Regions from separate parts of the Homo sapiens genome. Here region 2 is linked to region 1. Evidence: read pairs that join two places in POLR2A ChIA-PET (ENCODE). Cell type or tissue: IMR-90. All regions are shown on one strand. Links, peaks and the distances in the headings refer to the core of each region. The heading gives the core; the rest is flanking DNA.

Evidence for each region. Peaks named below come from ENCODE experiments on the same cell type or tissue, not always from the same donor. Only the 100,000 strongest peaks of a DNase experiment are listed, where the experiment ranks them.
Region 2: POLR2A ChIA-PET joins it to region 1 with 20 read pairs; 2 of 35 experiments call an interaction of 5 or more read pairs at or near these places.

What each region holds. Positions count from the first base shown.
Region 1 is chr9:129,159,988-129,162,899 of GRCh38, reverse strand. No RefSeq gene overlaps it. Among named protein-coding and RNA genes, the nearest start is that of IER5L, 17 kb to the left of the region's middle. In IMR-90, for the core only: no CTCF peak of the experiment used is centred there; a DNase peak (open chromatin) is centred at 1,409.
Region 2 is chr9:129,955,338-129,958,249 of GRCh38, reverse strand. It overlaps FNBP1 (formin binding protein 1), which reads left to right. Exons shown (of 17, transcript NM_015033.3): 6 at 786-890. Among named protein-coding and RNA genes, the nearest start is that of FNBP1, 86 kb to the left of the region's middle. In IMR-90, for the core only: no CTCF peak of the experiment used is centred there; no DNase peak of the experiment used is centred there; H3K27ac peaks cover 60 bases.

The DNA.
Region 1 (2,912 bases), core at 280-2,779:
ATGTTGTATCGCACCCCACAGATCCTGTACCTGGCCTTGCCACTGGCATCCCCAGGATGGCATCTTCCCAGCTTAGCAGCCCTGGCACAGGGCATCTTCCCACCTGATCTAACAGAGGGCATTGGGGATGATCCTCATTGGCACAGCCAGGTCACAAGCTCATCCCAGAACCAATCACAGTGCACAGGAAAGCAGGGCCCCTGTGATTGGCCAGGTCTGGGCATGTGTCCACCCCTGAGTAGGGGGCTGACCGGCCCCACCTCAACCCTTTCTCGTGGCTTCTCCATTGGGAAGAAGGTTCTGTTGCCAGAGGAGAGGGCGCTGCACAGCCACAGGCCGCCACTGTGCGTCTTGTACACACACCTCTCGTGCTTGGTGTGAAAAAATAAAAAATGTAGATACCAGCTGGAGGAGAGACGCAATGTAGTTCCTCTCTTCCGGCTCATAGTTCCCAGTCTCCCTTCCTCTAAATGCCGGCGAGTCCCAGGGCTCAGGCCTTGGCCCCTTCTCCCTTCCTGCCACCTTCTCCTGGTCCCTTCAACCCACTGACAATTCTCTCCAGCCAGGACCTCCGTGCCGAATGCAAGTCAAGGGTCCCACCATGTTTGGCCTCTACTCTTGGGATACTGACATCTAAGAACTCGTCTGTCTGGGCCTTTCAAACCCCGGAGAGACACCTACAACCTCTGCTTCTCCCCGCCATTGCCCCGTCCCACCATCCAGCAAGTTGTTCAGGCCAAAAACCAGGGCATCGTGACTCCTTTTTTGTTCACAAAGCCAAATCCAGTCCATCAGCAAATCCTCCTTCAGAAGAGATTCACAATCAGGCCAGACACGGCGGCTCACGCCTGTAATTCCAGCACTTCGGGAGGCCAAGACAGGAGGATCACCTGAGGTCAGGAGTTCATGACCAGCCTGGCCAACATGGTGAAACCCCCATCACTACTAATAAATACAAAAATTAGCCAGGCGTGGTTGCGCATGTCTGTAATCTCAGCTCCTCGGGAGGCTGAGGCAGGAGAATCACTTGAATCCAGGAGGCAGAGGCTGCAGTGAGCCGAGATCGCGCCATTGCACTCCAGCCTGGTGACAGACACTCCGTCTCAAAAAAAAAAAAAAAAAAAGAAGAGCTTCACAATCTACCTTAGTACCATTGCTGTTGCTCTCCCAGCCCAGCCACACCACCTCCCTCCTGGACTAGTGCACTAACCTCCCTGCAGATCTCCCTGGTCTTCCTGTGTTCGCGCTTGCCCTCCTACTGGCCGTTCTCCTCCTCTCCACTCCCGTACATGCGAACATGTTGAAGTCGAATCATAGCTCTCCCCATCTCAAACCTTCCCAGTAGTGTAAATGTTTAAAACCAGCTGGTGGGTGGAGCTCACTTGAAGAATTTGCCAATTCCTGTGGTGTAAACACTCCCATTTTGGCCAATTCCTAGCTACCATGTGACATCGCTGAACATGGAGAGGGAGAGGAATGTGCACAGTCAGCTCTCGCAAGCCAGTGTGAGCACACCACTGCCCCCACTCCACTCAGAACAAAACACAGGCCGGGCGCAGCGGCTCATGCCTGTCATCCCAGCACTTTGGGAGGCAAAGGCGGGAGGATCACTTGATCCCAGGAGTTTGAGACCAGCCTGGGCAACATAAGGAGACCCTGTCTCTACCAAAAATAAAAGCCTAGCTGGGTGTGGTGGCGCATGCCTGTAGTCCCAGCTGCTCAGGAGGCTGAGGTGGGAGGATCACTTGGACCTGGGAGGTCAAGGTTGCAGTAAGCCATGATTGCACCACTGCACTCCAGCCTGGGCGACAGAGTGAGACCCTGTCTCAAAAAAAAAAAAAAGAGAGAGAGAGAGAGAAGGAGGGAGGGCAAGTGGGAAGGTAGAAAAGGAAGGAAGGAAAGGAAAGAAGAGAAGGGGAGAGAAGGGGAGGGGAGAGGGAGGGGGAAGAAAGGAAGGAAGCGAGGGAGGGAGAAAAGGAGGGAGAAAGGGAGAGAAAACAGGAAGGGCAAGCAAGGCAAACAGAGTCCTTACTATGGCCTCTGCAAGGCCCTGCTGAGCCAGCCCGCTGCCTCTCCACTCATCCCCACCCCTCCCCATCACTCAATGCCCTGTAGCCTCCTCCTTGCTGTTCCCCAAGTGTCAAAGCTGTTCCCACCTCAGGGCCTTGGTACTTGCTGTTCCCTCTGCCGGGAATGCTCTCTCAGCTCCTTTCAGGGTAATCTCTGTCACGAACTGAGGTCTCTGTTCAAGTGCCACCCTCACTACCCCCTTCAAAATAATATTTCTCTATCACAATTACCCTTGTTTCATAGACTTTATCGCTGCCCAGTATTTTGCTGTATATTTATTTGTCTATCGTCCTCACTAGACGCAAATTTTACAAGGGCAGGAAATTCACCAGTTCACCCCTCTGTCCCCAGCACCTGGAGGGAATGGCGCATGGAAGGAACCCACTTCTGGTCGGGCACAGTGGCTCACTGTGCTTGTAATCCCAGCACTTTGAGAGGCCAAGGCAGGCAGATCATCTGAGGTCAGGAGTTCGAGACCAGCCTGGCCAACATGGTGAAACCTTGTCTCTACTAAAAATATAAAAATTAACTGGGCATGGTGGTGCGTGCCTGTAATCCCAGCTACTTGGGAGGCTAGGGTGGGAGGATCGCTTGAACCCAGAAGGTGGAGGCTTCAGTGAGCCAAGACTGCACCACTGCACTCCAGCCTGGGTGACAGAGCCAGACTCCGTCTCAAAAAAAAAAACAACAAAACACTTCTGTGGGTCAGGCAGGCACTGAGAACATAGCTGTGAATGAGCCCTGGCTCTGTCACTGAAGCAGAGGTTCCAGAGGAAGGCAAGGAGGCCAGCAAAGGGGGCTCGACTGCTCCTTGGGTGCCAAGACAAGCACTGGGACCTTTA
Region 2 (2,912 bases), core at 234-2,733, 800 kb before region 1:
ATGTTGGCCAGGGTGGTCTTGAACTCCTGCCCTGAAGTGATTCGCCCACCTCGGCCTCCCAAAGTTCTGGGATTACAGGCGTGAGCCACTGCACCCAGCCTAGGAAATGTCTTTATAGATTTTCCAGTTTCAATTTAATTTAAGCTTGAGTCAATCAGAAAGTAAAAAACATGCACATAAAAACACTAATGAAACATCTTTATAGATTTTTCTCATTTAATTTGTTTCTAGAACCATTATCTAAAGTTGAGCCAAAAGAGCTCAAGTTGAGTATTTTTCTAAAAGTCACGTGGAAATAATAAAGATTAGACAGTTTTGATGGAAATAAATGCAGATTTTAAAATAACTTCTAGAAATTATGACATATAAGAAATCAATTCAGAGAAGAGTATTCTTGGGCCAGACACATTGGCTCACGCCTGTAATCCCAGCAATTTGGGAGGCAGAGGCGGGAGGATTGCTTGAGCTCAGAAGCTCAAGACCAGCATGGGCAACATGACAAAACCTAGTCTCTACAAAAAAATGCAAAAATTAGCTGGGCATGGTGGTGCATGCCTGTAGTCACAGCAGCTAGTGAGGCTGAGGTGGGAGGATCACCTGAGCCGGGAAGGTCAAAGCTGCAGTGAGCCAAGATGGCGCCACTGCACTCCAGCCTGGGTGACAAAGTGAGACCCTGACTGAAGAAAAAAAAAAGAAAAAGAACAATGCTCTTTGGGAGCTTTAGATAAAATTACATCTTCTCGTAGGACTCTTATGGTTTCATAATTATTTTCCTCTGATTTTAGAGTAAAAGGCGATTTGAACGCGATTGCAAAGAGGCGGACAGGGCGCAGCAGTACTTTGAGAAAATGGACGCTGACATCAATGTCACAAAAGCGGATGTTGAAAAGGTGAGGTGAAAGCTCAAGTGTGGGCCGGGCACGGTGGCTCACGCCTGTAATCCCAGCACTTTGGGAGGCTGAGGTGAGCGGATCACCTGAGGCCAGGAGTTCGAGACCAGCCTGGCCAAGATGGTGAAACCCCATCTCTACGAAAAACACAAAAATTAGCTGAGTGCAGTGGCAGGCACCTATAATCCCAACTACTAGGGAGGCTGAGGCAGGAGAATCGCTTGAGCCCAGGAGGCGTTGGCTGCAGTGAGCCAAGATCACGCCACTGCACTCCAGCCTGGGTAACAAGAGCGAAACTATCGCCAAAAAAAAAAAAAGACAAAAGAAAGCTCAAGTGTGTCTTTCATTTCCCCTGTGAGTGTTCATCACCGACCACCCATCCCCAAGTTCTCATTTCTAATGTAGCCACAAAAGGCGCTACATGGGGAATCATTTTCATTTTGTGTCAACCATTGTGGGGACCAGAAGCTCAAGTGTGGGGAATCTTCGGTGTTAGAATTTGAGACGTTTTATCTGTTGAGTCACCAGGGTGATAAAGTGGAGACTTAGACTATGAACAGTCTGGGAACAACGTTCCAGAAGGTTGTGGCTCTTAATGGCTTTTCAAAGAGAAAGTCAATTTCTTGAGAGCCGGAGGAGACAGGACAGGGCCATCTGGAAGAGCTTGGCTGCTTATAATGGTTCCTTTAGAGCAATAGTCTCACTGCTTGCCTGACTTCTAATTGATTCCTCCTGGTTGATAACAGTGAGGTTGTAGTTGAAGCCTTGCATATTTCAGTCCTCTCAAAAGCTTTTCTCTAAATGGACTTGTATTGCCAACTAGAAATATTATAAAGTGTATACTGTTTCTCATTGTGGCTCAATATGCGTTTTTTCCCTAGAAGCTGAATTTTATTTTTATTAAAGTCATCAATACAATGTAAACAAAATTAGGCTTTTACATAACAAGGACTCATTCATGATGCCCATGGTTGTTTGGGCATTCATAGCTTCATGCTGTATGTGGGTGAAAGCACTGAGTTTTTATAGATTTGTTGAGCTTTTGACAGATCAGTTAGAGTTGAGTTTAGTTGGGAAATGGTGTGAACTATTATTTGCCAAATTCTGCCAAATTCCTTGCTTAAAGACTAGGTATACGTTAATATTAGTATGCCTTTCTCTAAAATTATTAAATATATTAAAATACATATTCTTGCCAGGTGCTGTGGCACATACCCCTAGACTCAGCTACTTAGGAGACTGAAGCAAGAGGATTGCTTGAGCCCAGGAGTCCAGACTGGGCAACATAACGAGACCCCATCTCAGGAGCAGGGGAGTGTTCTCAATATCTGTATTTGATCTCAAAATGGAGATACTTACTTTACCAAAAGACATTAATTTGCTGCTAAAGTTAAATATTTAAAATGTTATTCAATTAAAATAAGTTAGATTAGCCCAAAGTTTCAAAAGATATTTTATGTTGAATGAGGCAAATCAGTGTATGTATCATTCATATATGTGTGTGTGTGTGTGTGTGTGTGTGTGCGCGCTAAAAGAAGTATATATGTATATATTTTAGAGATACCGAGATATGGTCTCTTTTTATTTTATTTTTTATGTTTATTTATTTATTTTTATTTTTTATTTTATTTTATTTTTTGAGACAGAGTCTCGCTGTATCGCCTAGGCTGGAGTGCAGTGGTGTGATCTTGGCTAACAACAACCTCTGTCTTCAGGGCTCAAGTGATCCTCCTGCCTCAGCCTCCTGAGTAGCTGGGACTACAGGAGCCCACCACACCCTGCTAATGACCCTGTCTCTAAATAAATAATTTTTTTTTTTTTTTTGGTGTGGTGTATGGGCTCATGCCTATAATCCCAGCACTTTGGGAGGCCAAGGTGAGCAGATTGTTTGAGTCCAGGAGTTCAGATCCAGCCTGGGCAACATGGTGAGACCCTTTCTCCATAAAAAATACAGAAAAATTAGTGGAGCATGGTAGCCCATGTCTGTGGTCCCAGCTACTCCGGAGGCCAAGGTGGGAGGAT